2 separate regions of the Homo sapiens genome follow, and region 2 is linked to region 1. Evidence: read pairs that join two places in POLR2A ChIA-PET (ENCODE). Cell type or tissue: Panc1. All regions are shown on one strand. Each heading gives the region's core, and the rest is flanking DNA. Links, peaks and the distances in the headings are about the cores only.

Evidence for each region. Peaks named below come from ENCODE experiments on the same cell type or tissue, not always from the same donor. Only the 100,000 strongest peaks of a DNase experiment are listed, where the experiment ranks them.
Region 2: POLR2A ChIA-PET joins it to region 1 with 11 read pairs; 3 of 35 experiments call an interaction of 5 or more read pairs at or near these places.

The regions. Positions count from the first base shown.
Region 1 is chr12:92,287,437-92,292,820 of GRCh38, reverse strand. The region is part of intron 2 of LINC02391 (long intergenic non-protein coding RNA 2391); the gene reads left to right. Among named protein-coding and RNA genes, the nearest start is that of LINC02391, 74 kb to the left of the region's middle. In Panc1, for the core only: no CTCF peak of the experiment used is centred there; a DNase peak (open chromatin) is centred at 2,494.
Region 2 is chr12:92,224,575-92,229,958 of GRCh38, reverse strand. No RefSeq gene overlaps it. Among named protein-coding and RNA genes, the nearest start is that of BTG1-DT, 81 kb to the right of the region's middle. In Panc1, for the core only: no CTCF peak of the experiment used is centred there; no DNase peak of the experiment used is centred there.

The DNA.
Region 1 (5,384 bases), core at 62-5,061:
TTCATCAATTCAGAATGATTTGGAGAAAACAATTACCAGCATAATATGTGAACATTTGGAATTGGGGAACATTATAAAGCATTCATTTTTCTTTTCAAGTGTAAGAATTCAAACTTGGTCCCTGTGAGAATTAGACCCTTCAGGGCCTGCTTAAATAAATTATTGAGAGTAACTTGTAATTGACATATCAATTTCTTCCTATGTAAACAGTCTTTCCACATTTTGTAGCATATTATTCTACCCAACTGTAATATTCTCCCAGCAAAAGTTTAAGGCATCATTCATTTCTTTGGCAAACTCATTGCCCCATGAAGTGAAAGATAAATTTAAAACTCTGCCTAACACCAACTGTTATAGATTGACAATCTGTCTTACTACCTAAAATTAAGAGGAGCATATTTCGTCAACCAAAATTCCTAAAAGACGGAGTAAGTGAGGATTTTCTGTGTTCATGATTACCTCTTTCCACAGGTCATTATCTGTGTCACCAAGACTTTAGGTCAGCTTTGAAATCAGATTTCAAAAGCCTTCAGTTCTGCAAACATCCATAAGTCATGAAAAATTCCCATTAGCCCATTGGCAGTGTTCCTTGTAAACAGCAACTTTCATTCCTTCCCACAACACAGAGCTAAGAAAACGGAGGAAGCTGCCTGCGGCAACTACATACCCTGAGTTGTCACCATATACACATGTTCCCATGAAAAACAAGCAAAAACGGGACTATCAGGAGAGGCAGACACAGAGATGTCTACTCATTCCCAGTGCTTCTTTGGCCCAGTTCTGATTTTTTTTTTTTTTTTTTTTAGGCTAGCATTGATTTTCAAGCATTGGAAGGAATTGGTGAGGGTTTTTGCTAATTAGCAGGGAGGCCAAGCACACCGCTCTTGGCTGCGCCACAAGGAGGTGGTTGCCTGTGGTTTGGGATATTCTTTTCCTCTTCACTGCAGTCTCTGGGATGGTGGGTCTTGTCTCTAAGCAGCTGGAATGAAGGCAGAACGTATATCCCATCATTTGGAAGCAGCATGCATTCAGGTTCTCCTAAATGATCTCTAATAAACATCAAGGCGGGCCCCATTCCTGTGATGTGTATCAGTTTGGGTAAATAAATGCATTTCCTTCAGGATTTCATAAATTTTGATCATAGTGCTTCCTGGGTTTGTCAAATCTAAAAGTTTTAATTATTCTTTTCTGTTCTTACAGGGCTATCTCTTCATCCACTTCATCCATTCAGTGACCCTTTCCTGTACTTTTCAGCTCTGTTCTCTTTGATGAGTTAAAATGAGAGGGCAATGGAGTATAATGGGTAACTTCAAGATCCTAGGAATATGCAAGTCCAGAGCATATTGTTTCCTCATCATTAAAATCAGAAGAATAACAACATGCTCTTTACTGGATTGTTGTAAGGATTAAATAAATTAACATGTGTAGCTATTAGAAGAGAACCTAGTCTGTACAAGCATAAGCGTGATAATCTGAACACACAAACAGAACTAGATAGCTGAGTTTTTCTCTTCTTTATACAAACGTTTTGGAAACTGTTATCTATGCATTTGATAGAAATGTGATTCTAGATTTTTCTGAATCTAGGTGCAGTTGATTCCATCTTCCAGGATGAGATATGTAGTAACCTCACTGTCTAGCCTTAAAGTGGTAGCTGCTCTAACATGTTGACTTTGCACATCATATGTAAAGAACCACACTATTAATCTTACTGAAAACCACATTCATTGTTTATTCAAGCCTGCTCTCATCCAGGCACTTCATTAGGCGGTGAAATTTCAAGAATAAACCAAAGTCTTCACCCTTTGAACCTTACAGTCCTGTTCATAGTTATGTACTATTTATTGCTGTGTAACAAATTACCCTAAAACTTAGCTACTTAAAACAACAAACATTTATCTCACACAGTTTCTGGGGGTCAAGAATCCAGGAGCAGTTTAACTAGGTAATTCTAGCTCAATGTTTCTCACAAAGTGGTACTCAAACTATTTACTGGAGCTACAGGATCAACTAGGCTGGAGAATTTTTTTCCGAGCTTCCTCACCTGATTATTGGCAAGCCTCAATTTCTTGCTGGCTGTTGGAGGCAGGTCCCTATTCCTCACCATGTGAGCATCTCCACAGGCTGTTAGAGTGACCTCAAAACATGACAGCTGGCTTCCCCCAGAGAGAGTAATCCAAGAGAGAGAACGAATGAGAAAGCACCCAAGATGGAAACTGCAGTCTTTTATAGCTCAATCTTGGAAGTAACATCCCATCATTTCTACCATATGTCATTGGTCACACAGATCCTGGTAGCATGTAGGAGGTGGACACACAAGGGTATGAATACAGCAGATAGGGACCATTAGAGACTAACTACCACACAGTGATTGAGAGTCATAGTTTTTTGTGAGTCATTGGTCAAAGGAGACAGATGGGTCAGAGATTCTGTTCCATGCTTTTTATTTGAAAACCCAGCCTCCCATCATCAAGAGGCTCCTCTAGTGCCCTTGATGCTCTCCACCTGATCCTCTGTATCTTGCCAGAAGGTCAGGAGCACGGGAAAAGCACAAGTATAGGGAAATGCACCATAGATTCAAGGGGCTAGACTTGAATGGAGATTGTAAGCATTATTTTGCCCCACATTCCATTGCCAGAAATCACCTAATTGAAAAGGAAGCTGAGCAATACGGTCTGTATGTGTCCCCAGATTAAAAAGGAATGAAATTTGGTGAATGCACAAGTCACTCTGCCACTCCCTGTAGCTGAAAAGAGGCTGTACGTTTAAGCAGTTTACATTTTTTTAAAAAAATGATTCTGTTCAGTTTTAATACAACAAAAATATGATTGCTCACCATTCTGCAACAAAGCAACTGATTGATTGCGTATTTTCACCTTTTCAATGCATTGTAAATGCAGCCCCTGTTAGAGGCCAGTAAGCAGGTGGTGGAGAGTAGTTCCTGAACCATTAAGTTTGCTGCTTTTTCAGGAATACTATTAAGATGCTGGCAGAAACAAGTCTTGCCTTGTTTCCCAAGTGCGGAAAAAAGAAAGTCTTTGTTCCCAAGCAAATGAAAATACAAATCACAAGACTAAAATTATGAATGCAAAACAATATATTAAAATGTGGCTTGTGTGTAGCATTTGCATGCATTTTAATATGCATCTGTCTTTCCCTTTGCTAAATTCAGTAGGCTCTGAAAATATTAAACAATGGAGTACAATTAATGATTAGAGGAATTGTTTTGGAATATATTTTAACCTATTTATATTCCTATTGCCAAACCTCTTGCTCTTTAAGGGCTCTGAGATGTCCAATGAGATCATTTTATTGGTCAGATCTCATATCACTGTAGCCTAAAAACAATTCACAAAAATATTTTTTATAAATTGACGTGATAACGCTCAAATGATTGTAACATGATTAAAACCATTCCCAGGATAGAAAAATCAAATCCAAATTTGGAAGCTGGAAAAGGCTTTAGAGATCCTTTGGATTGGATATTCTCATCCCTCCTACTCATTCCAAAGTCTGGCTATATTTATTTCCAAAGAACCCATAAGAAATTTAAGGCCATTTTTTTTTCCCCAAAAAACCCAATTTGCTGAGCCTTCTGCTCCAGTTATCTTTGCAGCTGAAGTTTTCAGAATTGGTTTTGCCCTTTTCTGGGTTTGTTTTCGTTGCTTTCTATTTGAGCAAACCCCCAAAAGGGAAATCACTTTTAGGGCAGTAGCAAAAATGAACCAAATTTCAACCACACTCAGAATTCTTGCTCTCTGCCCATCAAGGCTTCTGGACCAGAGGAGAATATATTTCATGAGAACACAGCTCTAAGCCATAAACTTGAAATACATCAAGCTCTTTGTTGTTAATTGGCGCTTACCTCACCTGAAGGCCTTTGCCAAGAAGAGCAGAGGGGTTTAATGGGGAAGGAAGAAAGGAAAAAGCCTGAAGTCCTGGAAAACACTCCAAGCCACATGTGATTTTAGCTGGGGGGCTCTCCACTCCCCAGTATGCTGGCGCAACAAAGTGGCCTATGTGCTCTCTCAGCCCTCGGCTGTTTGTTTGGGGGGCAATGCGCAGACTGGGGCCTGAGTGATAACTGCTTCGTGTAATTACGAAGACAGCTTGAAAACTATGCTCCTCTTTGTTTCAGCCTCCAGATGACGGCTGTCTGACTGCTGTTTGTGCCAGTTTTATTTCAAAGCGCTTTTCTTTCCATATTTCAAAGGTCAGTGTGTTTACCGTGGCCAAAAAGAGCCTGTGTGTAAGAGAAAGAAATCCATGTGGCTGAGTGGCAGGAGAACCAGAAGAGGAGTTAGGGAACTGGATTCGAATCCTAGCTCAGCTTCTAGGTAAGTTAGAGAACTAAATGAGTTGATCTCTTCTCCTTTAGCATTGAAAGGGGAGGAAGGAAGTAGTACTAGTGGCCTTATTTTAGATTAAAAAAAAAAAAAAGGCCGGGCGGTGGCTCACGCCTGTAATCCCAGCACTCTGGGAGGCCGAGGCGGGCGGATCACGAGGTCAGGAGATCGAGACCAGCCTGGCTAACACGGTGAAACCCCGTCTCTACTAAAAATACAAAAAATTATCCGGGCATGGTGGTGGGCACCTGTAGTCCCAGCTACTCTGGAGGCTGAAGCAGGACAATGGTGTGAACCCGGGAGGCGGAGCTTGCAGTGAGCCGAGATCGCCACTGCACTCCAGAGCCTGGGCAACAGAGCAAGACTCCGTCTCAAAACAAAACAAAAAAACCTAGAAGTGTGGTTCTCAAAGAAGACGTGTAGTTATTTCCAGTAAAGAAACACTATCAAACACTCAACTGAGAAAATGTCCACTTCATCTCCGTGAAATGGAAATATTTCCTCCCTCAGAGAAAGCAGGCTTGATATTTTGGCCACCCTTGGAAATCTTGAGATTGTTTTTGGTCAAGGAATTTTAGCACTGGGAACGAATAGCAAACCCCAAACCCTTTCTCAGGACTCTTAGTTGGCTTTCTGACGCCATTACTTAGAAAAACAAGGCTGGTTAGACTGAGTTACCTCCCCATATTTAAGACATTAGTGTTTTTATTATGGATATTTGAAAACAGCATCAGATTTCAATGGTGTAAGCTCCATACCTATTTCTCTTTTTTATTTTCTAAATTTTTAAAATGAAGTGGGGTCATTTGATCTCTTATCAAATCAGTTGGAGACTGGTTTTTTTCCTTTAACTTTTATTTTTTTTCTCTTGAGACGGGGTCTGACTCTGTCACCCAGGCTGGAGTGCAGTGGTGCCATCTTGGCTCACTTCTACCTCCACCTCCTGGGCTCAAGCCATCCTCCCGCCTCAGCCTCCCAACCCACCACACCCAGCTAATTCTTTTATTAATATTTTTTGTTGAGACAGGGTTTCACTAT
Region 2 (5,384 bases), core at 267-5,266, 63 kb after region 1:
GATTTCTAAACTACTAGATTTTTGTAGTATAAATGATTGATTGAAATTTGTTGGAATTCCAGAAAAACGAAAGCCCTCTCAATGAAAGCAATACATATTTATAAGATAATTGGCAATTCTGCAATATGTTTGCTTTAGCAGAGGCAATTAAATACAAAATAACAAAAATAGGGAATTATATACAAGTGTGTGGAAAGAATAGGCTGAGGAAAAAATAGAAGTGGAGCATATTAAATTACAGTGCCATTTGCTTATGCTTGTGTAATGTCTTCAGAGATGATTAACATAGAATTTTCAGAGTATTCCATGTGTGGAATGCATTTGAGCATTACTCTTATATTTTCCATATTCAGAAATCTAACTCTGATTTTGAAGAACCAGAGGGAAATTATGACTATAGCTATGTAAAGCAGCATACTTAGGCGGAGTCCTCTCAGGGAACATTAGATGCTAATGCCTATAATCAGCTCGCCTTTGCTGTGTGGGGCCATTTTTATACCAATGGGAATGTTTAGTGGCAAATTGTAATTTGAACATTACAGTTGAGCAAGCCAAGTGGCTGCTGCCTCTCAGATGCCAGATGCAGAACATTATTTCACTAGGTATGGAAAGAGGATGACATTCTCTGAAGCATCTACAAATGTCCCAAATACTGTGCCATGCACATTCTATTATTTTGTTTAAGATCTTCACAGCAACCTTATGCAATGTGTCTACTGTATTCATTTTACAGATGAAGAAACTAAAACTCAAAGGCATCATATGATGAATAAATCTCCCAAACAGAATGTTGAGTGAAAAATGTGACAGAGGATATTAACAATATAATACAATTCATGTACTTTTTGCAAAACATGCCAAATGGTGGTACATACTACCTAGGCAAAAATACATATGTAGTAAATGTTTAAGGATATGGGCAGAAGTGACAAATGTCAAATTCAGGATGGTTCTTTTCTGATGAAGGTAAATGAGGTCAAACCAAAATATACATATGGGCTTCTGCTCTATTTGTGTGTTTTATTTTTAGGCTAGGAATTGAATATATGAGTAATCATTACATCATTCTCTATATCACCTATATCATTTCTGTGTGGCTGAAATATTTTATAAGAGCTTAAAAATTTAAAATAGGTTGGACAACTTGCTGGAAGTCACACAGCCATTAAAGAGGACACAGGGCTGGCTTTGACCCCAAGCCTGCTAACACTGGAGGCCACACACTCTCTGCTCCTTACACCTTGCACCAGATGAACTTTGCTGAAGCCTTCTTGTGTTAATGGTTTATCTAGGAATGAAGGGGATAGGCCAGGCGTGGTGGCTCACACCTGTAATCCCAGCACTTTGGGAGGCCAAGGCAGGAGGATTGCTTGAGCCCAGGAGGTCAAGACCAGCTTGGGCAATACAGCAAGACCTCATATCTCTAAATAAAATAAATAAATAGAAATAGAGGGGTTGATGGGTTATCCCTCTATGACTGTGCACCGTTGAATGTTGGTGATGGGAAGAAGACCCAAGAAGAACCAAATGGGTATGTGTTTTATGGTGAAGAAACTCATGCTACTTAGCAAAATGGTAATGCAAGCTCACCAAAGTCCCTTTCCTCCTAAATACCATGGACTCTTCTGCTGCTACAGCTGTAGCTACTACTAAATTCCAAGCTTCCCCAAACATTGGAATGAGACAGTACTTAAAAACTAGCTAGTTTATTAGCCACTTTAGTATAATAATGAAGCTAAGCAAATAGTCTTTAAAATTTGATTGCATTCATCGTTCTTTTTAGGAACAATATTTAGAAATAAGTGGATACTGGCTGCAAAATTAATTTGTGATACACTCTTGAAGTACTGCTATTAAAGCTCCTAAAATTGACTTTACAGAATGTTCCTCTTTTCCTCATTCCTTTCCCAAGCACTTACATAGTTCACAGAGAACTATGATTGGAACTGAGCCTGTGAAACATACATTTTTACGTATTTTACTTTGCACTATGGATTTATTATCTCTGACTCAATTGATCAGTGTATTCCTAGCACCTAGCTTAGATCCTCACATGTGGCAGATAGTCAATAAATATTTGTTGATTGAGTGAGTAAATGTGTGAATAAATATGAGAAATATTACCTGCTGTTTGCAATTTTTTTTTTTATTTTGTAAAGAAGGCAGAGTGTATAATAGCAGAGTGTGGTGATTTAAGAGTCTTAGCAAGAAGTCAGTGTTTGGAAACAACGCCAGGGGAGTTAGGCCACCTCTCTGGAATCCTTGATCCATTACTTAAGGCATTTTGTTTATTTATTTATTTGTTTGTCTGTTTGTTTGAGACAGAGTTTCACTATTGTTGCCCAGGCTGGAGTGCAACGGCGCAATCTTGGCTCACCGCAACCTCTGCCTCCCGGGTTCAAGCGATTCTCCTGCCTCAGCCTCCCAAGTAGCTGGGATTACAGGCATGTGCCACCACACCTGGCTAATTTTCTATTTTTAGTAGAGATGGGGTTTCTCCATGTTGGTCAGGCTGGTCTTGAACTCCCAACCTCAGGTGATCCACCTGCCTCGGCCTCCCAAAGTGCTGGGATTACAGGCATGAGTCACCGCACCTGGCCTACTTAAGGCATTTTAGGCAAACTACTTAACATTTCTGAGTCAGTTTTAGCTTCAGAAAAGTGAGGATAATAATAAAGCCTCTTGTTTAAAGTTGCCGTGAGGACTAAATGAGATAATACCTCTGTATTAGGTGTTCTTACTTTGCTATACAGAAATGCCTGAGACTGGGTGATTTATAAGAAAAGAAGTTCAATTGGCTCATGGTTCTGCAGGCTGTACAGGAAGCATAGCTGCACCTGCTTCTGAGGAGGCCTCAGGCAGTTTTTACTCATGGTGGAAGGCGAAACAGGAGCAGACACTCCATGAAGAAAGCAGGATCAAGAGAGAGAGGGGAGGCGCCACACATTCTAAAATGATCAGATCTGGTGAGAGCTCACTCACTATCACAGGGACAACACCAGGGAGATGGTGCTAAACCATTCATAAGAAATCCACCCCCATGATCCTATCACCTCCCACCAGACCCCACCTCCAACACTGGGAATTACATTTCAACATGAGATTTGAGCAGGACATCCAAACCGCTCTAAACCTCTAAAGAGCTGAGCAAATTTCTAGGCACATAATAAGTGCTCAATACATTTTAGCTATTCTTTAGATCATTTTGGGTTCTAGCTATATAACCTTTGTTTTTATGCGAGAGGGAGACAGTGTTTACATCTCATTGCTCTCTGAGTAGGTTCATTAACAACAGCAAAAACAACGACAATAAAACACTTTATGGAGCTACCAATCGTTTTTTTCCTTATCAAAAAATTTATTTCCTAGTAGCAAAGTCACTGTTCACTTACTATTGCAGAAGAAAAATGACTTTAATCTCAAAGGCAACATTAAAAATAGGAAAAAAGAAAACGAATCAATAAAGGCAAAGGTCATAGAAACAGATGATTTGAACAGAAAGCTATGTTACTGAGCATTGGGGTTACATACACAGGCTGAAAAAATATGCAGCTAAGCAGGACATCTGGAAGAGAAATTACATGATTTGCATTTTGATATTTAACAATTTTGCATGTCAAACTTTTAAAAGAAGCTGTGTAACTGAAAAGGCTTGAAATAAAGAATTATGTCCAGTGATTTCATCTTCCAGCAATGTGTTTTCTTTCCACAGGAGCCAGATTACATACTCACATGCAAACATACACACACACACACACACACACACACACACACACATGCTCCACCATACCCTGAATCAGTTATAGTCTCCACTATGGAGAATGTGGAGATTGCTTCAAGAAAAAATATCTAGGTGATAAGGCTTATGAGCGTTGGAGTGAGCATGTTATTCCTTATTACTCCTGTTAATCACCAGATATGGCTAGTATCAATCATCATAAAACATTTGTTTTATTCATTTTCAGGATTTTTTAAATAATTATTTTATATAGGAAGAAGTTACCAAAATTTATCACTTAGGGCAACAGCTTTGAAAGAGTTTTTATCACTATATCCAATAAAGAATGCATTTCATTGCAATCCAGATGTTCTATTTTATTTCTTTTCTTATTTTTATTTTTTTTTTAGATACAGGGTCTTGCTATGTTGCCCAGGCTAGACTCCGTGGCTATTCACAAGCACCATCATAGATCATTGCAGCCTCGAACTTCTAGACTCAAGCAATCCTCCCCACTCAGCCTCCCAAGTACCTGAGACTACAGGCACACACCACTGCACCCAGCTCCTATTTCTTTTTTTTATTTTTTAATGTTGGTTGTGATCTACTAAATTTATTTTCACAGTCCACTAATGGGTCATGACCCACTGTTTGGAAAACACTGTCTTAGTGTGTTTTGTTTAAACTTTCCCACTGAAGTATCCTGAGCAGCAGGGGAGTGGGAAACTGTGAGATGGGGGCAGGTTTGAGAGAGGGACTCAGAAGGCCAGCTTCAAGTGAAAAATTTATTTGAAGTTTCTTTATTTCACCATTAAAATGTACTCGTCTTTATCCTTAGACAGCAAACAGGACCATTAGTTTTCTTTAAAAGGTTTTAAATCTCCCATTTCAATAAGAAGATGCTCTAGGGACACATGCTGTGTTATTGTGGGGCTACCTCTCCTGCTGCCTGCTACCTGGTGCTGCAGAGGGTATGCATGCAGCAATCTGCAAAGCAGGCCATCTTGGATGATAAATTGACCTCTAGATAGTATGGGAGCTTACTGTGGTCTCATGGCTGCCTGACAATTATTCAGCACAGGTCCTGTGGACGATCTCACCAGGATGAGACATTACTCTTTCGTCAACATGGCATGTCTGATTATGAGCCCTGTGCCTTTTTCTAGCATTTCTGGATCTGATGGCTGGAAAGGTGAGTTTCTAACTTGATGACTCAGACCCTCATTAACCCGAACCACACATGCAGGGCCTCCAGGCAGCCCGCTATCACAGAAAGTGCACAGATAGTGCTAACGAGGTCACCCTGCAATGGACTGCAAAGAGTTGGTAATCATGAGCCAGATGATGAATGTGGAGCCATGGAATCCATCATTTTGAAGGGAGAACACGTTAATTCTTCTCTTTCCATGCAATTGGCTTGACAACAGCTTGACATCATCCTTCCCCTGAGTCACTGAGACAGAGCATGCCAGAATAAAAATAGAGAAAAGGAGTAAATAAACAAAGGGAGGGAGAGCCTTTTACATTTTTAAGCACTTCCTTTTCCTACTTGGTATCAAAGCATACCAGTGGCTGGATTGGGATCCAAAGATGAGATTAAATGTTGCTACTGTGTTCTCTCAAAAAGAAAGTCTCAGAAAATTCAAACTTTTCCTTTGCAAAATGA